2 separate regions of the Homo sapiens genome follow, and region 2 is linked to region 1. Evidence: read pairs that join two places in POLR2A ChIA-PET (ENCODE). Cell type or tissue: PC-3. All regions are shown on one strand. Each heading gives the region's core, and the rest is flanking DNA. Links, peaks and the distances in the headings are about the cores only.

The links. ChIA-PET counts read pairs that join two places held together with the same protein. Peaks named below come from ENCODE experiments on the same cell type or tissue, not always from the same donor. Only the 100,000 strongest peaks of a DNase experiment are listed, where the experiment ranks them.
Region 2: POLR2A ChIA-PET joins it to region 1 with 7 read pairs; 2 of 35 experiments call an interaction of 5 or more read pairs at or near these places.

Annotation. Positions count from the first base shown.
Region 1 is chr5:102,954,242-102,965,423 of GRCh38, reverse strand. PAM (peptidylglycine alpha-amidating monooxygenase) reads right to left here. Exons shown (of 26, transcript NM_001177306.2): 13 at 5,365-5,549; 14 at 4,195-4,266. Among named protein-coding and RNA genes, the nearest start is that of GIN1, 160 kb to the left of the region's middle. In PC-3, for the core only: no CTCF peak of the experiment used is centred there; a DNase peak (open chromatin) is centred at 6,163; H3K4me3 peaks cover 318 bases; H3K27ac peaks cover 2,103 bases.
Region 2 is chr5:103,064,512-103,075,693 of GRCh38, reverse strand. LOC105379105 (a long non-coding RNA gene) reads left to right here and starts at 4,669. Exons shown (of 4, transcript XR_948633.2): 1 at 4,669-4,774; 2 at 6,440-6,610. In PC-3, for the core only: no CTCF peak of the experiment used is centred there; no DNase peak of the experiment used is centred there.

The sequences.
Region 1 (11,182 bases), core at 4,990-7,489:
TCAAATTCAGAACTCTTAAATGTAATTGTGTAGACTTTTGCTTCCATCTAGTAAGCTTCTTAGTTTCAAGCCCATATTCTTTGCTTAAACAATGGTTATAGAAAGTTCAGGATGTTTATAGCTTTGGTATAGTGAACGCATATAAGAAATTATAATGCATAAGAAATAAAGAGAACTTACAAAATGTGTTAGTTTTCTAAAAGTGCCAACCTTAATATATGTGAGGTGTGTGTGTGTGTGTGTGTGTGTGTGTGTGTGTGTCTGCTTTGGAAGACATCAGTGTGAACTTCCTCATTCTATATAGTCTCCTAGGATTCATTTCCTCCATGCAGAATCACTGCCTAATTGAGTCTATTGTATAGTTTATTGTACTTATTACATATATAGGTAATTCTTCACTCACAATGTCTTTGAAGGACGGTGACATTTTAGTTTGTTTTAAATATCCATTTGTGTTTTTCTCCCTGTAGGCAGACATAATCAACTCATTCGCAGATAAACTCCCTTATATGCAAATGGGTTATTTTCAAATTGATATAGGCAGGAATATGCACGTATTATGCAGCCATTAAAAATCACTCTTGCCAATAATTTTTACCACTGGAGAAAATATTCAAGGTATATTTTTTAAAAAGGGCTATGAAATTGTGTATACATTATAATTAAAATAATGTGCTTTACATATGCATATATTGAATATGTAAATATATGCATAATATATATTTCACATACATATATGTACTCATGTTTCTGGGGACTACGGATGATTTCTATTTGTATATTTATACTTTACATAATTTCCTTATCTTTTATAATGAATATTATTTTAAAAAATCAGTCAAAATAAGCATTATTTTTAAAGAAATCCCTACAGACTCAATTAAAGCCTCATTAAAATGTTTCCTATTGTTGCATGATCCAGGACAACATGATAAGTAAAACTGTCATATAATGATGCTTTTGTGGTGTCTCTGTAATTACATCTTTTGAGACAGAATCTGAGGTACACTTGCTTTACACCAGATTTTGTTCTACAGAGAGCAGATGTAGACAAAGATATGGTGAAAGGTTAGTGTGTTTGTGAGAAAGCACAGACTGGATTTGCACAACTTAGATGTCAAGACATCTAGTTAATTTCTAGTTAATTTCTAATCAAGATTAATATTCTGGCAAAACATCAATAGCTAGCAATTTTTGAGATACAAATTTCAAAGAAAATATATTTCTCCTGGAGAAACAGAGTACTAAATAAATCTGTGTTTTAATGATCACTGGCTTTCTTTAAAGATCACTAACTTTCTTTGAATTTTTTTCCTCCATGTTAGAGATAACTCCCACTTCCTGTTTATTTGTGGCATGGCTACATTTCTTTCTTTTAGTCTATGGAATATGATTATTTCTATCTCTCCCCTCCTTCTTTTTTTTCTATCTTAGTAAAGGTCATTTCTTCTTTCTAACATAACATTTATTACATATCTTGACTTATATCTTTCTACCTGTTTTCCAATGTATTAAGATAGGAAGTAAATATATATATATAATACTATATATAGTACAATTTAAATAGCATTTATTTAATATATATATGTATGTGTGTATGTGCATATATACACACATATACACTATATATAGTATTAACCAGGTGGAACTATCTACATCACTTACAGAACTATCTGTACCCACTAACAGGTATAGAGCTTGTCCATGAGTACATATCCATCGATGGTTCAAGTCTTTTCTTCCTACCCCACATTGTGCTGTTTTCTACAGGGGTTTCACATCTTCTGTAGGACCAACATAGATGGTGTCTGTTAGCTTGTGGCTAGCACAACCACAATAATGTGGGCTTTTGCTTATTGGGGCTAAAAAGTATTAAAATAATTGTACAATGTAAAGAAATACTACACAAATTGTTTTGGCCAGAACACCAAATAAAGTGATAAGTGAAGTTTGAGGGCTTACTTTAAAAATTAACATACATGGCATAATTTATTTGAATAATTAAAGCCCCCTTATTAGCTACTTGGTCAAGTTGACTTTCCAAAGAATGCATACAAATAGACACTTTGTGCAAACAAATATCTCTAAGAAGAATGAAATACTCTTTCAGCAATGAGATTTGCCCTATGTGTTGTAAGGAGACAGACTAATCTCATTAGTGCATCACATGAACTATGTGTACAAATGTGCATTTGGTACATTTCTGTATTTCTCTTTTAATTCTAGGCTGGTGGTCCCCATAGACTGGTAGGATCATACACAGACTATGCTAGCCATTGAAATGGCTTTTGGTTAGGCTACTGTCTTTACCGTCATTAGAGATGACATTTTAATGGGCCCACTAATTTCAACATATGAGTAACAGCCTATTTTCTGCAATATGAAAATTGATAATATCAGAATGCTTTTTTATTCTCAAGTTAAATACCTTTAGTTACAGCATTTTTATTCACAAACAGAAGAAAATAGAAACTGCAGGAAAATAATTTCTTATGTGTCCATAGAATTATTCTCGGGGACCAGTAAGAGTTTGGGTATATTTGTATATTTGGGTATATAGATAATGTTCACCTCTGAATATTATATATATGCTATAAAACACAAAAGGGTAAATGAATGGCAAGGTATGAAAGTATTTTAAAGAATCTGGTTTGTAGGCGTATATAACACCTCCTACATCCTACTATTTGGAAAGAACAGATGAAATATAACCTTTAATACCGCTTCACTAACAAAACCCCTGGGTTTTTAACCTTTTAGAAGTGTCAGTGTTTCCCTTGATCAACTTGACTAACTTCAAAAGGAAACCATAGTCCAACTGCAGTTTCCATAGAAACATACCATTTTATAAGATGCATCTATTAAATGGTGGTATCTCATTCCGTATTGTTTCATATATGTTGTTATTTGTAAATGTATTCTAAGACAAAATTATTTTAAAGACATACATTTCAAATAGCATTTGAAATGTCAAAATAATTCATTGAAAGTCTGAACAAACTTCATAAGAAGTTACAGTAAACACTCTGAATACCACTATATTTAGGCTGCTATTACTGGCTTACTTACAAATATATAAACAGGATTGATAAATTTAGCTATTTTAAATTACTCAGCCATTTAGTGCTTTGAGCTAAGCTGTATTTTTTTGAAGGTCACTTTGTTAGAATGAGATATTATAAAACATCCGCTGTATAATTTAAAAACCTCAGGATCACAGTTTACTTTATGCTTCTTTCAGAATGCATTTTCCCCTTTCTAAAGTCTCAATTGTTTAATTTTGTAAAAACTATTCATACAAGAGTGATATTTTTGAACTAGACCTAATGTAATACATTTTGAAGAATTCCAATAGCAGCTAGCAATAAGAAACAGGAAACTTCTACATGTTGCTAATAGAAAAATCCTTTCTATTCCTATTTGTGCTGTCAGTAGAAGTGGGTTTGCATTAACATGAAACTAACGTTTAAAAACGTGTATCGTAGGCCAAAAACAACTTTTTAGGATAACAAACTCCAAAGCCTAACCCAAAGCACTACCTTCCAAACAACTGGCAAAAAGCCAAGATTCAGGGAAGTAATTTTTTAGTACCAGCACATGCAGTATATGACATACAAGCATCAAACATTACCACTTTCAATAAACAGAACAGGGGAAGAATGATGCTTTTTTTAAACTCTGCAGATGGCAACTTAACACAAAACTATAGATGTATAAGACAATAATCGCTCCTACCTTGATGAAGGCAGAGAAGAATGACTTATAGAGGTAAGATGTGGATTTAATTCTTAATTTCTTTTTTTCTTGAATCTCAAATCTACTTAATGAACATACCATACAAAATATACAATAATTTAAATGGTTAAGGTTATTAGATTTCAAAAGCAGCCTGATGGTTTTTAATGATTATGCTTGCACTTATTTGTACTATACATAAAAATTATAATATTAAATGAAGTAAAACAAAGACAGAAAATGAAACAGCACTAAATTATATGAATGAATTTTACTTTCAAAGCTAAAGTGCAATAATTGACCATTTTCTCATGAATTATGCATTGTATAAAAATAGCAATACATAGTGTTTGAGGCAGATACAGAGAGACATACAATATCTCAGTAACTTTACAATTTGGTTGCCTACTTGGAAATTGATACTTTTATAGGACTAGTTATAGAAATAAGCATACATACCCTGGTCTAACACTTCTTCTTCTTCTCGTTTTGGCTGCTGTAGTAAAGGAATCTTATCTTTATATTCTGTTTCTGTAAAGGATCAAAGAAGCTGAGCATAAATTTGCAGTATGTATTACATACTTAAAATAGTTTATTGGAAATAGTCCATCAACATAAAAATACTATTCAGGGTCTTGTGCTTATTACCGTATTAAGAATTTATAAGACAGAAATGCTCTAATTCATAAGCTCCCCACCCCCCACCCCCCAGCACAACCTACCAATTACAAGACATCTGACTTAATAACTAGGTCAACTACCCTTTCAATAATATATAAATGATACAGAATTTTCAAAATGCATTGACAAAATGACTCATATTTGTTTTCTTAAATTAAATTTAGCACTGTTTTAAGAACATTTAAGAACACTTTAAGGCATATTCTATAAATATAGTAGAATCTTAATAAATGGCCAGAATGCTATGCTAACTTCTCTCATAAAATTTCCACTAGAAAGAAATAAGAAGCTGCTCTAGCGTGTTAAGACTGAACTTGCAAAACTCAATCAAGTCTCAGCATACTTCATGCGATAAAACAAGGAGTAGACTTTGCAATTTTAAGTTAAAAAGTGACAGTCAATATGACCATTTTGCAGAGGAACTATATATATGTTAAATAACAATTCTGAGAATTAGATAAAAAAAGTCAAGACTAGCAATGCTTCACAAATCAATAATTGTTCTTTGCCTGAAGAAGCCCATTAAATGGATAATTTAAAGTATGGCTGGAGATGATAACCATTTTCCCTGGCAAACTGTAGTGATCTTTAGAACATGGTGCATAAATTCATAAACTGTGTAAGTCATTACTGGTTAGGGAAGGAGTTAGATGAGGAAATGAGAAAACATGAATTAAGTGAAAAAAGGTCTACATTTATGGGATTGGTCCCAAAATGAATCTGTTTCATCCCTGGCTGAGATTTTCCTCTTTAACTGTTCTGATGGGTACATGTCAGGGAGGGGAGATAGGATATGAAAGAGAAAAATGAGAAAATAAGAAATATGTGTGTACATGTGACTGGTAGAAGAAGGGAATAAAGATGATTTTAAATATCATCAAACAAGATACATACAAAAATATAAAATACAAAATCATATATTACTTTATATTAAACATCAATTATTACCTTTATGATGTTCATGCATCATAACCATATCAGACTTCACGGGAATTGGAATGTTGGCCTCTGGTGGTATGGTTCTGAACATATCTGGAGCTACATTCTGGGTACAGGTCATGAAAGAAACTGCATGCTTGGCTTCCATGTAATACATAATGTATAAGTTGCACATTTCATCACTAGACGTGCCACTGCAGGCAAAAAAAAGATATAACAAATCAACTATTCACATAAAACACATGCTTAATGCAAGAAAAATGAAGCCCTTAGATCTGCCAGCAATGGATTCAAAGGTAGAAATATTGTGCATTTATTTTATAGCTTTCATTAAAACCCATCACAGTTTTCAACATCAAAAGCACATTGTCAAAGGCATATTTCCACTTAACAATGGAGTGTCAGTTTGCAGGCACACCATGAACACTACTAAATACCACTGATGAAAATGGCATTTTAGTAGATGAGGGAATATGGTACTTTCTTTTCTCTCTTGAATCTTTTTATTCTTTAGTCCCCTCCTATTTGCTAAAACTCATAGACTGGGAAAAGTTATTGTTCTCGTGGAAAATCTTTATTATTTCCTTAACAATGGTAAAAATCAGAAACCTTCAATATAATTATCATATATTATTTATTATAAGTCTTTAAAAATGGCTTTTCCTCTTAACATCAAAAGTCCTGGACCTTGTTTTTGGTTAACTGCCTCCTTCCTTACAGCCAGATGAATCTAGAATCATGTGTCCCCACTAAGACATTCAAAGTGTATCCCTGATGTCTGACTTGGCAACTAGGCTTTTATAGCAGGGTTGAAAAGAATGCCTCAGGAATGACTCAAAATGAAATCAGCACTAATCTTTTTTAAGGGTTGAGATGTGACGGAAGTAGTGCTGTACAGTTGAATGACTCAATGTTAAAAATAGATTTTAAAACAGTGGATATTTCCAAGAAAAAAGTTCCCAATGATAGAAAAAATATCTAATAGTTTACAAAATATGTATTCTGCTTCCTTACTTCACATGGGTTATTATATATTTCATTCTCTTTAGCATTATTAGGAAGGAACCATTTAAGTACACCTTCACAAGACTTTTACATAGCAAAGTTGTTTGGGCAAAGGAACATGTCCATTTTAGTATTAGTATTGACAATTTTTAGCAAGCCTACACTAATAAAAAAAAGCTATGAGGTAGGTTATTTGCTGTACAGAAATACATCAGTGTTGATTTTTCCAGCAATGTCATGCAGCACTCACTTTCTCTCCATAGCAACAGTATGACATCAGCAAGGGAAGGAAAAAAATAAAAATATTTTTCAAACAGGGATTTGATTTCTCTAAGCTTTGAAAATATAGAGCCCTTGAGAGACCACAGGAATAAGCCCCTGCCATGGGAAGCTCTGTTTATGCTTTAGAAATCATTTGGCTTCTTACTCTCTGAATCTGATACCTGTCAGTGTAATTGCCTCTCCCGTGAAATATAAGCAAATAGTGAAGTGCAAAGCCAAACAAACATCTGTTCACTACACATGTCTTCATGGTGTCAAAACACCATTCCTAAGAATTACATTTTAACAGCCTTGGAGTTGGTCAGTATGTGCTATAAAAGGAATGGCTGTTGCAAAAATAATAAACTGGAGCCTCCCGCCATATTATCCTTCTCTTTCCTGCTTTAAAAAAAAGGAGGTATATGTAGATCAACTGAGCAAAAAGGAAAAAGGAATTTTAGATGTGGCTCTAGCTTTAAAAACCTTTAATCATCTTGCAGAGAGGAAAGGCAAAATAATCATTTAAGCATCTCAAATTAATGAAAGGAAAAACATTTTAAATTCATATAATAATTCATGAAACTTGCAACTCATCAATGGATGGGTCCTTCCATATTTTCTCTTTTTGGGAATGCCAATACCCATGTTTTCACTGGAGAAGGTATACCCACCCACAACAGCATATGTAAGAAGCCAGTATCCTGATTTTTTTCCTTACTAAAAAGCTACACACAATGAAGTAACTATCACTGCTGGTCTAAATATTGTTGGTCCCTTGGGCCAGTGTGTTCTCTGTTGCATAAATGGAAATTGTTTATTCTGTGAGCTATTATATGTTTTTATAAAATACTTAGAGAGGGAATTCTAGAACTTTTTTTACTCTTCCTACTAGAGTAGTATTTCCACAATTATTACCACAAAACTTTGGTCCTTGAAATGCTTACAGAAGAGTTGAGAAAAACTTACCATATGGCCTGCCGGGCACGATGGCTCACGCCTGTAATCCCAGCACTTTGGGAGGCTGAGGTGGGTGGATCATGAGGTCAGGAGTTCAAGACCAGCCTGGCCAAGATGGTGAAACCTCGTCTCTACTAAAAATGCAAAAATTAGCTGGGCGCAGTGGCAGCTGCCTGTAATCCCAACTACTCAAGAGGCTGAGGCAGGAGAATTGCTTGAACACAGGGGCAGAGGTTGCAGTGAGCTGAGATCTCACGCCACTGCACTCCAGCCTAGGTGACAGACTGAGACTCCGTCTCAAAAAAAAGAAAAGAAAAGAAAAAAAAAAGCAAACAAACAAAAATCTTACCATATGAACAAATGAAAATGTTGGGCTATACAAGTTAAACAATGTTGTACTGCCTGATCCTTTAATACACAATGTGCTCATGACTGTATGGTGGGGTGGGGGGCGTGGATACAGTAGGTTCTATTCCCTAAATGAATCTGACCGGGCTCCTTTGTGTTGCTGTGTGTTCCAGGGCATAATTTAAGAAAAGCTGTACTGTAAGACTTGCTCTTACGTAGGTAGAAACAAAATGCTAGTATTGTTTAAGAATGACCAATCAAAAGGATTTCTTCAATAGAGTAGTGTGCATGTAGTAAAGCTATATAAAGCTATTCAAATGAATATACATAGATATGCATACAGATGTGTAGCTAGAAATGTTTCATAACATGTCTTATCTGTATAAAGACAGGTAAATATCTATGTATATTCTATCTATATCCTTCTATCTGTCCATCTGTCCATCCATTCAGATAAACACATAGTTCAAGCTTTCAGAAAAATCCATTAGAGATTTAAGAAGCAACTAATACTGCAAAGCTTCAAAATAACTAATATAAAATATCTTGTTAATATATATTTCCTCAAAGATAATTTTGGTGTTACATGTATATTTGGAAGGATTTGTTTTTAACATACATTTGAAAAAAAATTGTACTAAAAGTAAAAATTTCATTTCAAACAAGTGAAAGGTAATTAATCTGAGAACAAGGAATTAAATTGTGCAATGTCGGCTAAATCAGGACAATAATTTACTCTTACTAAATTAAATTCATTATTATCACCAAAAAGCAGTAAGTAACAAAAAACAAAAGAAAATTATAGATCGTAATTATGGAGAAGAATATGAAATAAAAAGGTGGCATAAGTTTAGAATAATTATATACTAATATTGGAGACAAAGGCAGCAATTACTATATTAGAAATAGTGTGTACCAAGGTACAAGGTTACATGTTTGAAAAACACATGTACTTAAGTATAGCAAATAAAGGAAAATCAGTAACTTTCTGAATAATGTAACTCTTTGTCCTCTACAACTTATGATCACACTTTATTATTTTAAATAGCATATTTGAGAAAATAAAAATAAAAACATAAGCTAAGGTCGCAGGTTATTTCCTCAAAAGTGAATTATCTTACCATGTACTGAATTAACTTTTGAGAAAAATTATGCATATATGTGTAAGAGTATACATATATGTATGTGTGTACACACATGCACATATACATACACACACAATACACTAATTCAATTACACATACATTATGTGTTAATTTGATACACATATAAATGTGTTTGCCTTTACACACGTGATTTTCTGAGACATATTAATCAGCTCACCAATACAGTTCATTTGGGGTACCAATTCTATGATTCAAAATTGAATTTTATCAAATAATTTAGGAATCTTTGCTATCACAAGGAAAATTTCATTAAAAGAGCTGAACAAAAAGAGTCATACTTTATTCCTTTCCATCTATAATTAGACTTGTAGTCAAGGTAACTCTGAGCTCCTATGTGACAGAGAAACTATCATATGCTAAAAATGTCAGGAGTCAAATCATCCTTAGTATCAGCATCACAGTTTGCTTATTTTATTTTACAATCATTCACCTTTCATTCAAAAACAAAAAATCTCATTTTAAAACAAATTGCTTTCTGTATTCCTAAGGGAGTATTTTGACACATGTACCCTTAATTTCCACCGAGATCAACATATGCAATTCAACTCTGCTAATCTGAGTGATTTATGAACATGAGAAAGTAGGAAGGGAGATTATGTCCACTGAATGGCCCTTTAAACATTCTCCAATGCCAGTGTGATTCCTTAAAATGATGACTGCTGGCATTACTTACATTCCAAAATTACAGTAGTGCATTTATTTCATCTTCTTGAATAATAAAGTGCTTATGTGATAACTTCCTGTTTTATACTGGCATACTTAATATAAATAGCTTTAGGTCTGACATAATGTGTGAGCCTGAAAATTGGAAGCCCTTGATAAATATGTGTTGAATGAAGGAAGAATTAATAATCCTGCTTAATAAATGTTTACAACTTCATATGACATAGCATGTTTGCCCTAGTATATTATACTACTGAATAATGAGTCAGATCAAATTTTTGTACTCAATTGATCTGTGGGATTTCTGAAAATATTTATTTATATCCATATCTGTTTATCCATCTGTCTAATCTATTTACCTAGGTTCCATGAGAGCTTTTATTAAAATATATTATATTAGAAAGATATGTAATACAGATTTAATAAAGCACCAAGTAATCTGAAATGTATGACTTAAAAACTTCCAAATATCATTGTATTCCATGTCTATACCGCAAACACTCCACTAGCTCAAGAATTCTTCACCTCTACCCCGTTTATATTCAACAAATGTTAGGCTTGAAAATAGGCAAAATCGGTAATAGTAATTTTAGAAAGAAATATAAAAACTTCAAAGAAGTCATTTTACAAAACTGTTAATCATTTCTTAAAAAGTTTCGTGGTGCCTTTAAATGTATACATTAAGAAGTTATTTATCATGTAACTTTATCTTTGCATGTAATATATTTAAAAATGCAGATTAAAGTGCTATGTTGGTATCCATGAACATTCATATTTTAATGAAATGACCCATTCCAAATGAAAGGTATGACCAACAAAACTGACCAAATTGGTAAATATTGTCTACCTAGTCCCAATAATTAATATTAAATTTTAGCATATAAACTTTTAGCCTGATTAGCTGACTTAATGAGCTTAATTGGCTGACTTAATTAAATTCTGTTTTTATTTAAACTTGACTAAACATTTGAAACGAATTTAGAGAAGTATCATCCTGAATATAAAATATGTAATGCAGTCAAGCACAAAATATTGCTTCTTCATAGAACAATTAGTAGTACTATGTTGTCAGTATATATAATACTTTGGTGCAACTTTATTTAGGCTATATTATTCATATTTACTATTTAAAAATAAATATAATATATGGGTAAAACATTTTACCATTAAGTATATTTATTAATATATCTCATATTAAATATACCTACTTTTAAAGTAGTTTTTATTATTAATATTACTTTTGATTGACAAATAATGGTAAGCACTTAATCATATGTTCTCATTTATAAATATGAGCTAAGCCACACGGAGGCAAAGGCATAAGAATGATAAAATGGACTTTGGGGACTCAGGAGGGAAGAGTGGGAGGGGGTTAAGGATAAAAAAAACTACATATTGGGTACAGTGTACATTGCTTGGGTGACAGG
Region 2 (11,182 bases), core at 3,454-5,953, 110 kb before region 1:
CATGGCGGATGGCAAGGAGGAGCAAGTCACATCTTACATGGATGGCAGCAGACAAAAGGAGAGCTTATGCAGGACATCTCCCATTTCTAAAACCATCAGATCTCGTGAGACCCATTCACTATCATGAGAACAGCATGGGAGAGACCCACCCCATAATTCAATCATCTCCCACTGTGTCCCTCCCACAACACGTGGGAATTACGGGAGATACAAGATGACATTTGGGTGGGGACACAGAACCAGACAATATTATTCCCTCTCATATCTCATATCTCCACATTTCAAAACCAATCATGTCTTCCCAACAGTCACCCAAAGTCTCAGCTCATTTTGACATTAACCGAAATGTCCACAGTCCAAAGTTTCATCTGAGACAAGGCAAGTCCCTCTGCCTATGAGCCTGTAATATGAAAAGCAAGTTAGTTACTTGCTAGATACAATGGGGGTAGAGGCATTGGATAAATACAGCCTCTCCAAATGGGAGAAATTGGCCAAAACAAAGGGACTACAGGCCCCATGCAAGTCCAATATCCAGCAGGGCAGTTAAAGCTCCAAAATGATCTCTTGACTCCATGTCTCACATCCAAGTCACACTGATGCAATAGGTAGGTTCCCATATTCTTTGGCACCTCCACCCCTGTGGCTTTGCAGGGTATAGCCTCTCTCCCAGTTGCTTTCACAGGCTGGCATTGAATGTCTTTGGCTTTTTCAGGCACACGGTGCAAGCTCTCCATGGATCTACCAGTCTGGGGTCTGGAGGATGGTGGCCCTCTTCTCACTGCTCCACTAGGTGCTCCCCCAGTAAGGACTCTGCACGGCATCTCTGACCCCACATTTCCCTTCTGCACTGCCGTAGCAGAGGTTCTCCATGAGGGCCCCACCCCTGCAGCAAACTTCTTCCTGGGCATCCAGGCATTTTCATAAATCTTCTGAAATCTAGGCAGAGGTTCCCAAACCTCAATTCTTGACATCTGTGCACTTACAGATTCAATACTGTGTAGAAGCTGATAAGAATTGGGGCTTCCACCCTCTGAAGCAACAGCCTGAGCTGTACCCTGGCCCCTTTCTTCCATGGCTGGAGCAGCTAGAACACAGTGTACCAAGTCCCTAGGCTGCACAGAGCAGGGGGGGTCCTGGACCTGGCCCACAAAACCATCTTTTCCCCCTAGGCCTCTGGGCCTGTGATGGGAGGGGCTGCTGTGAAGACCTCTGAAATGCCCTGAAGACATTTTCCCTATTGTCTTCAGAATTAACATTCAGCTCCTCATTACTTTTGCAGATTTCTGCAGCCAGCTTGAATTTTGCCTCAGAAAATGGGATTTTCTTTTCTATTGCATTGTCTGGCTGCAAATTTTCCAAAGTTTTATGCTGTGTTTCACTTTCAAAACTGAATCCTTTTAACAGCACCCAAGTCACCTCTTGAATGTTTTGCTGCTTAGAAATTTCTTCTGCCAGATCCTAAATCATCTGCCTCCAGTTCCAAGTTCCACAAGTCTCCTGGGCAGGGGCAAAATGCCACCAGTCTCTTTGATGAAACATTACAAGAGTTACCTTTGCTCCAGTTCCCAACAAGTTCCTTATCTCCATCTGAGACCACCTCAGCCTGGACCTTATTGTTCATATCACTATCAGCATTTTTGTCAAAGCCATTCAGAAGTCTTTAGGAAGTTCCAAACTTTCCCACATTTTCCTGTCTTCTTCTGAGCCCTCCAGACTGTTCCAACCTCTGCCTGTTACCCAGTTCCAATGTTGCTTCCATATTTTCAGGTATCTTTTCAGCAATGCCTTACTCTACTAGTACCAATTTACTTCATTAGTCTGTTTTCACGCTGCTGATAAAGACATACTCCAGACTGGGCAATTTACAAAACAAAGAGGTTTACTGGATTTACCGTTCCACGTGGCTGGGGAGGCCTCACAATCTTGGTGGAAGGCAAGGAGGAGCAAGTCACATCTTACATGGATGGCAGCAGGCAAAAAGAGAGCTTGTGCAGGGCAACTCCCATTTTAAAACGCATCAGATCCTGTGAGACCCATTCAGTACCACAAGAACAGCATGGGAGAGACTCACAGCCATCATTCAATCATCTCCCACCAGGTCCCTCCCACAGCATGTGTGAATTATGGGAGCTACAAGATGAGATTTGGCTGGAGACACAGAGCCAAACCATATCAGACATGAAGGACCTTTGCAAGGAGAACTACAAACCACTGCTAAAGCAAAAAGAGAGGACACAAACAAATGGAAAAACATTTCATCCTCATGGACAGGAAGAATCAATATCGTGAAAATGGCCATACTGCCCAAAGTAATTTACAGATTCAGTGCTATTCCCATCAAACTACCATTGACATTCTTCACAAAATTAGAAAAAAAAAAACTACTTTCAAATTTATATGGAACCAAAAAAGAGCCCATATAGCCAAGACAATCCTAAGCAGAAAGAACAAAGCTGGAGGCATCACACTACCTGACTTCTAACTACACTAAAAGGCTACAGTAACCAAAACAGCATGGTACTGGTACCAACACAGACATGTAGGCCAATGGAACAGAATAGAGACCTCAGAAATAAGGCCACACATCTACAACGATCTGATTTTCAACAAACCAGACAAAAACAAGCAATGGGGAAAAGAGTCCCTATTTAGTAAATGGTGCTGAGAAAACTGGCTGGCCATATGCAGAAAACTGAAACTGGACCCCTTCCTTACACCTTATACAAAAATTAACTCAGGATGGATCTAAGACTTAAATGTGAAACCCAAAACCATAAAAACCCTAGAAGAAAACGTAGGCAATACCATTCAGGACATAGGCATGGGCTAAGATTTTACGATGAAATTGCCAAAAGCAGTTACAACAAAAACTAAAATTGACAAATGGGATCTAATTAATCTAAAGCGCCTCTGCACAGCAAAAGAAACTATCATCAGAGTAAACAGGCAGCCTACAGAATGGGTGAAAATTTTGGCAATCTTCCCATCCAACAAAGGTCTAATATCCAAAATTTACAAGGAACTCAAAGAAATTTACAAGAAAAAGACAAACAACCCATCAAAAAGTGGGCAAAGGATATGAGCAGATGCTTCTCAAAAGAAGACATTGATGTGGCCAACAGACGTGAAAAAAGCTTAACATCACTGGTTGTTAGAGAAATGCAAATCAAAACCACAATGAGATAACGTGGTGTATATATACCACATTTTATTTATCCAGTCTGTCACTGATGGGCATCTGGGTTGGTTCCATGTCTTTGCTATTTTGAATAGTGCTGCAATATGTGTGCATTTATCTTTATAATAGAATGATTTATATTCCTTTGGGTATATACCCAGTAATGGGATTGCTGGGTCAAATGGTATTTCTGGTTCTGTGATATGTATGCATACAAAGGAATATTTTTTCAGCCTTATATGTAAAATCTAAAATACTATGCAGCCATAAAAAGGAATGAGATGATGTCCTTTGCAGGGACATGAATGAAGCTGGAAGCCATCATACTCAGCAAACTAACACAGGAACAGAAAACCAAACACTGCATGTTCTCACTCATAAGTGGGAGTTGAACGCTGAGAACACATGGACACAAGGAGAACAACACACACCAGGGCCTGTCAGAAGGGTGGCTGGTGAGGGAAGGGAGAGCATCAGGACAAATAGCTGATGCATATGGGGCTTAAAACATAGGTGACGGGTTGATAGGTGCAGCAAACCATCATGGCAGATGTATACCTATGTGACAGACCTGCACATTGTGCACATGTATCCCAGAACTTAAAGTAAAAAAAAAATTAAATTAAAAAATAAAAGAACAAAGCTGGAGGCATTATACTACTTGACTTCAAAATACTGGCATAAAAAGAAACATACAGATCAATGGAACATAATAGAAAGCCAAGAAATCTATGCATTTATGGTATATCTTTGACAAAGTTTGCAAGGACACACAATGGGAAAAACACACTTTCTTCCATAAATGGTGCTATTAAAACTGGATATCCACATCCAAAAGAATGAAACTGAACCTATACCTCACACCATATACAGAAATCAGCTCAAAATGGATTAAAGCCTTAAATCTAGGGCCTGAAACTGTGAAACAATTAGAAGAAAACAGGGGAAATACTTCTTAACAATAGTCTTGATAATTATTTTTGTACATTATCTCAAAATGAACACAGGCATCGAGAGCAAAAATAGACAAAGATTGCATCAAACTAAAAGCTTCTGCACAGCAATGAAAACAATATGGAATGGGTGAAAATATTTGCAAATCTTGCATCTGTTAAGGGGTTAATATCCAAAATTTCTAAGGAACTCTGTTCAATGGCAAGAAAACTAATAACCAGATTTAAAAATGGGCAAAGGGCTTGAATATACATTTTTTCAGACAAGACATAGAAATGGCCAACAGATGCATGAAAAAATGTTCCAACATTGCTAATCATCAGAAAAATACAGTTTAAAACCAAAATGACGTATAGTTTTACACCTGTTAGAATGGCTGTTGTCAAAAAGATAGCAATCTCTGGTGAGGATTTAAAGACAAGGGAACCCATGTACATTTTTGGTGGCAGGGCGCAATGGTATAGTCATTATAAAATACCCTATGGACGCTCCTCAAAAAATTAAAAAACTAACATATGACCCACAATTTCCTTCAAAGGTACTGAAATAGGTATGTTGAAGGGATATCTACACTTCCATGGTCATTGCATCATTATTCACAATAGCCATGATATGGATCAACCTAAATGTCCACTAATGGAGGTATGGATAAAGAAAATGTGATATGTATGCATACAAAGGAATATTTTTTTCAGCCTTATATGTAAAATCTAAAAATGTTGAACTCAGAAGCAGAGAGTAGAATGGTGGTTCCCAGGGGTTGGGAGTGAGAGGAATGGGGAGGTATTAGTCAAAGAATACAAAGTTTCTGTCAGAATGAATAAATTCTAGAGAGCTAATGTACAGCATGGTGGCCATAGTTAATAATACTTTATTGTACATTTGAAATTTGATAAGAAAGTAGATCTTACGTGTTCCCACCACACAACCCACACAAAAGTTAATTATGTGAGGTGATGGATATGTTAATTAGCCTGATTATAATTACTTCACAATGTATACATACATTAAAATATCACAGTGTACATTCTGAATATTTATAATTTTTATTAATCAGTTTTACCTCAAAGCTGGGAAATACAGAAAGAGAAGTTATGAAATAAAATAATTCTAGATTCAACAGCAATTTATATGAGAAATAATAAAACAGCCATAGAAACTACTTTATGGTTATCTCAATTACTATTTATCCTAACAGCATTACATCCAGACCATTGATGATATTTATTTATGTCACTCCTGAATATTTTTATGAACTTTTTAAAAGTGAGCTTTATGGTAGATGAATTATGGCTTATAAAGCTGTTAGAGTCTAAACCACAGATTGGAAAAAATTAACTAGCCATACAGCCACCCTAATACCAAAGACAGGTAGGTAAGTGCAGCCCTACCATATTCCTGGAAGGAGAAGCAGAATATTAGTTGATAGCTTTAATAGCTGTCACACTCATCTTTTTCGTTTTCTTTTTTCTTTTTTTTTTTTGCAAATTCTGTTATAGGCAATTTATTATCAAAGTTCGTTTTACTTTTATTCCCTGATAAATAGCCAATATATGCCATTCAAAGAAATCGCTGATTTTATTACTGAAATTTCAGAATTCTAATGCAGAGATTCCAAATACAATTTTTACATTAACAAATATGCAGAGAAAACACTCAGAGATTTGTTGTTGTTGTTGTTCTCGTTTTTTGTTTTTTGAGATGGAGTTTCACTCTTGTCACCCAGGCTGGAGTGCAATGGCGTGTTCTCGGCTCACTGCAACCTCTGCCTCTGGGTTCAAGCAATTCTTTTGCCTCAGCTGGGATTACAGGCGCCTGCCACCACACCTAGCTAATTTTTTTGTATTTTTAGTAGAGACAGGGTTTCGCCATGTTGGCCTGGCTGGTCTCCGACTCCTGACCTCAGGTGATCCGCCTGCCTTGGCCTCCCAAAGTGCTGGGATTACAGATGTGAGCCACTGTGCCCAGCTGAGATTTTTATACATACAGTCTTTAGCTCTAATGTTTATGTTTGCAGTGCCCTGTCAAGAGTAAAAATGGAGGTTCACATACTGTATACCTGAATATTTAGGAGGTTTAAATCAAGCTAAGAAACTTTTCCTACCTCAGCAAATATACCTAAGGTTCCTAGGATTCTTGGACTCCTTAGAGCCCCACACTAGTGAATGGCAACTTAGGGAGAACTGGTCTCTGTCTCAATCCTGTTCCTTCCCAAGGATAAGTGACCCCAGCTTCTGTAGAGGTGCCCCTTGACCAGCCCAGGCCTTTTAGAATAAGCTTTCTCAATTGTTCATCCACCCTCTGTAGACAGACCAGGAAGGAGCTGAAAGAGGTTCTCCAGGTGAAGAAGAGTATATCTCAGGGCCCTGAGATCTTACCCAGCAGGGAGTGGCATGAGCTACAGGAGGATACAGCCTAGTTTTCAAGAAAAGGGTCCAGAATGGGATCCCTCTTGCCTGGATTTAAGGGAATTTTTCTGTAAGTATGTAACAAAATTTTGACCAAAAAAATCTAGAAATGTCTTTATGAGGTTTTGTATGACACCTTGTGGTACTGTTCAAAGCATTATATAGAAGGAAATGGAGATGCTGAACTATAGTAAATGAAGATTCTATTTTGAATGAGAATAATTTCCTTGTTTAAAAAGTTATTTTAAAATATGATTACCATTTCAAGTATAAAATCTTATTATATTACCATTAAAAAGAGTAACTCACTAAGATTTATAAAAGAAAACATATTACATTTTTAAACTATGCAATTCATTTATACATTCAAAGAAGATACACATTAAATGCCTACTATGTTCCAGATACTGGCACTGAGATTATATCAATTACAAATAAAAATTTCTGCCCTCCTAGAACTTATATTCTAGTAGAATAATGAAAAAGTGACCAGTAATTCTTAGGAATACATTTCTTCACCTACATCTAATCTGAAAATTTTACTTGTAGACTTTTGCACAGACATTTATTGGGATCCCTATCTTAAGCCGTAAAAAGCGTAAGTATTCCATTCTGCTGATTTTTGACTGCTCAGAAAGCTGTAACAGAATATTTTGCTCAAATGTCTAAAAGTGACTGAGTCACTTCCAGTTTTGGAGTTTCTAATCATTATAATTAATAAAAACCAAAATGTGCATTAAAAAAAGTAGTTTCAAACTTTTGTTTTATACAAATGCATTTATTATTGAGGGAGAAATGTTAGCTTTATGCATTGTTAATATTAAGCAGGGAAAGATTAGTTAAGTGCCATTAAATTAATAAGTATTTAAATTGGTAGCTTAACCAGAGCTTGAGGCCTGGGCCAGATGATTCTTCTACTTCTAATCTGTCGGTGTCCTCCTCACCCCTTCCCTTACTTGCTACCCCTATTAATGCTTCTTCCTTTGTTTCCCCAAGCACATTTTGTTTGTTAGTTAAAGAATATTAGGCCCAAGGGATTTCCCTTATCTGAGCACCTCATTGTCTAAACTTTGAAGGGATTTGTCAGAAGCAGACAGAGGAGAGCAAATTATTTGGCGTGGTTAGTAGCTGGAGGAGATCACATGTCAACTTCTCCCCTACATCCCCTCTAAGCTTCTATTAGTTCCGAGAGAAGAGGCCCCAGGTGTTGAAATGGAGAATGCGGAAAAGGCTAAAGAGTAGGGAGTCTGGATTCTCTTCACTTCTTCAGTAACACTTTCATATAGTGGTGGAGGGAAAAATACTAAATGGAATGGTTCCCTTCCTCCAAAATCATGTTTTCTGATTGCACAGTAATATATAACTTACACTCTCTGGGTTTCTGGGCAGTATTTTATCCTGCATTTTTTATATGTCCATTTAGAATTTCATCCTTATAAATATATACATATATTATTAATTTTTCAATTTTATGTGATGAATAAACAGTAATAAAATAATCATAGGGATGGTTTATGTGACTTGCTCACAGCTTGAAGCAAATCAGTGGCAAATCTGCCTAGGCTTTAAGAATAGAACTTAAGAGTCAGTCTTCCGTTAATCTGTACTGATCACAAATACGTTAAAAATCACAAATTTTGGCCAGGCACAGTGGCTCATTCCTGTAATCTTGGCACTTTGAGAGGCCAAGACAGGCAGATTACCTGAGCCCAGGAATTCGAGACCAGCCTGAGCAATGTGGCGAAACCCTATCTCTACGAAAAAGACAAAAAATTACCTGGGCATGGTGGCATGAGACTGTGGTCACAGCTACCTAGAGGCTGAGACGAGAGAATCACCTGAGTCCAGGAGGCTGAGGCTGCAGTGAGCTGTGATCGTGCCACTGCATTCCAGCTTGGGCAACAGAGTGAGACCCTGTCTCAAACAAAAAACAAATGAAAATCCCTGATTTTACTTGAGGTAGTTACAAAAGGGGTAATGTTTTTTAAAAATATATAATGTGAAAAAGGTATAATATCCTGAATATATAAAGAACTATGACTCAATACACAAAAAATAACTCAAGCCCTTTATTAGATATTCCCCCCAAAAAAGATGTACAAATGGTTGATAATCACATGAAAAGATGTTCAACATGATTAGTCATCAGGGAAATGCAAGTCAAAACCACTATGAGATACCACTTCACACCTACTAGAATGGCTATCATATCCTACAAAAAAAAAAAAAAGAAATATGACAAGTATTGCCTAGGATTGAAATCACCTTTATAGAATTGTAAGTGATGAGAGAAAACTGCATGACTCTGTTTTGCTTCTATCCTCACAGGTTAAATTGGTTTTTGCTTATTCTAGCACAGAGGCCAAGATAACCATGAGTGGAATTAGTTTGGTAGTTACACTTTGAGGCAAGGAAAAATGACTCCCTTCCTTGTTCAGAGATTGAAGCTGCATTCACGAGGCAAGGTTAGAATTATGATAGGAGCTTGAACTTTGCTAAAGAGTAAGCATAAACAATGACCTGCCATTGCTTAGCTTGCTTTGCTATAAGTTGCTTACTGCCCCAGAGTCACTTAACCAGAGGTTGCAAGATTTGTAACTTCCCCAACTACTCACATAGATAACATCACTATTGTGAAACTTAATTAACTGGTCTTTGAGGTATTCTTCAGATTTAGCATTTTGGCAGACCAAGAGACACCACCTAGTCCTGAGACTCTCTCCTGAGAACTGACTCAGCTGCACAAAGACAGCCCTGTCTCAATAACCCTGTGATTTCTTCCCCACCCAACCAATTATCTGAGTTCCTCAGCCCCCTACTTGTCAAAGCACCCTCAAAAACCCTAGCCTCGGCCAGGCACGGTGGCTCACCCCTGTAATCTCAGCACTTTGGGAGGCCGAGGCGGGCAGATCATGAGGTCAGGAGTTCAAGACCAGCCTGGCCAATATTGTGAAACCCCATCTCTACTAAAAATACAAAAATTAGCTGGGCGTGGTGGCATCCATCTGTAGTCCCAGCTACTCGGGAAGCTGAGGCAGAAGAATTGCTTGAACCTAGGAGGTGGAGGTTGCAGTGAGTCAAGATCATGCCACTGCACACCAGCTTGGGCAACAGAGCGAGACTTCACCTCAAAAAAAAAAAAAAAACCAAAAAAAAAAAAAAAAACCCCAAAAAACCCTAGCCCTCTAGCCTCTGAATTCTCAGCAGGGGCAGATTTGAGAATTATCTCATATTCTTCCATTTGGTTGGCCCTACGATAATTAAATTCTTTCTTTGCTCCAATACCTACTGTCCTCAGTACACTGGCTTTTCTAGGCAGTGGGCAAGATGAACCCATCGGGCTGTTACAGGATATGGAGAAATTGGAAACTCTCATGACTGATAGGAATTTAAAGTGGTGTGACAGCTATGGAAAACACTGCCAATTCCTCAAAAAGTTAAACAATTACCATATGATCCTGTAGTTCCGCTCCTAGATATGTATCCAAAGGAATTGAAAGTAGGGACTCAAACAGATATTTTTATGCCAATATTTATTGCATCATTATTCACAATAGCCAAAAGGTGGAAACAATTCAAGGATCCATCAATAGACGAATGGATTAACAAAATGTAGCATATACATACAATGAAAGATTATGCAACTATAGAAAGGAATGAAGTTGTGATACATGATACAACATGGATGAGCCTTGGAGATATTATGCTAAGTGAATAATAAATAAAAAGATATTGTATGATTCCGCTTATATAAAATATCTATAATAGGCAAATTTTTATAGACAAAAGTAGATTAGCAGTAATCAGGGGCAGAGGGAAAGGGAAGTGGGGAGTTAATCTTTAATGCATAAAGATTACAAAGTTTCTCTTTGAAGTAATGAAAAAGTTTTGGAAATAGATACTGGTGATGTTTGCATAATATTGTGAATGCAATTATGTCACAGAATTATATACTTTAAATGGTCAAAATGGTAAATTTTATGGTATGTATATTTTTACCACAATTTTAAAAAATTAATAATATAAGTACCCCAAACCATTGAATTGTGAGTGGATGAATCGGGTGGCATGTGAATTATATCTCAATAAAACTGCTTAAAAATTTTTGTAGGATGCAACTAAAACTGCTCAGAGAAAAATTTATGTATTTTGTGCTTATATTGGTTAAAAATAAAGGTCAAGAAGTAATGAGCAAAGCATCCAATTTAATATGGTACAAAAAGAACAAGTGAATAAGCCAAAAGAAAGATTTGAAATCACAAAGATAATAGAAATTAATAGAATAGAAAATAAACATACACGCCAGGCACAGTGGCTCACACTTGCAATCCCAGCACTGTGGGAGGCTAAGGCAGGCGGATCACCTGAGGTCAGGAGTTCAAGACCAGCCTGGCCGACATGGCGAAATCCCATCTCTACTAAAAATACAAAAAATTAGCTGGGCGTGGTGGAATGCACCTGTAGTCCCGGTTACTCAGACAGGCTGAGGCAGGAGAATTGTTTGAACCTGGGAGGCAGAGGTTGCAGTGAGCCGAGATCACACCACTGCACTCCAGCCTAGGTGACAGAGTGAGACTCCGTCTAAAAAAAAAAAAGAAAAAGAACAAGAGAAAAAAGAAAAGAAAAGAAAAGAAACATACAA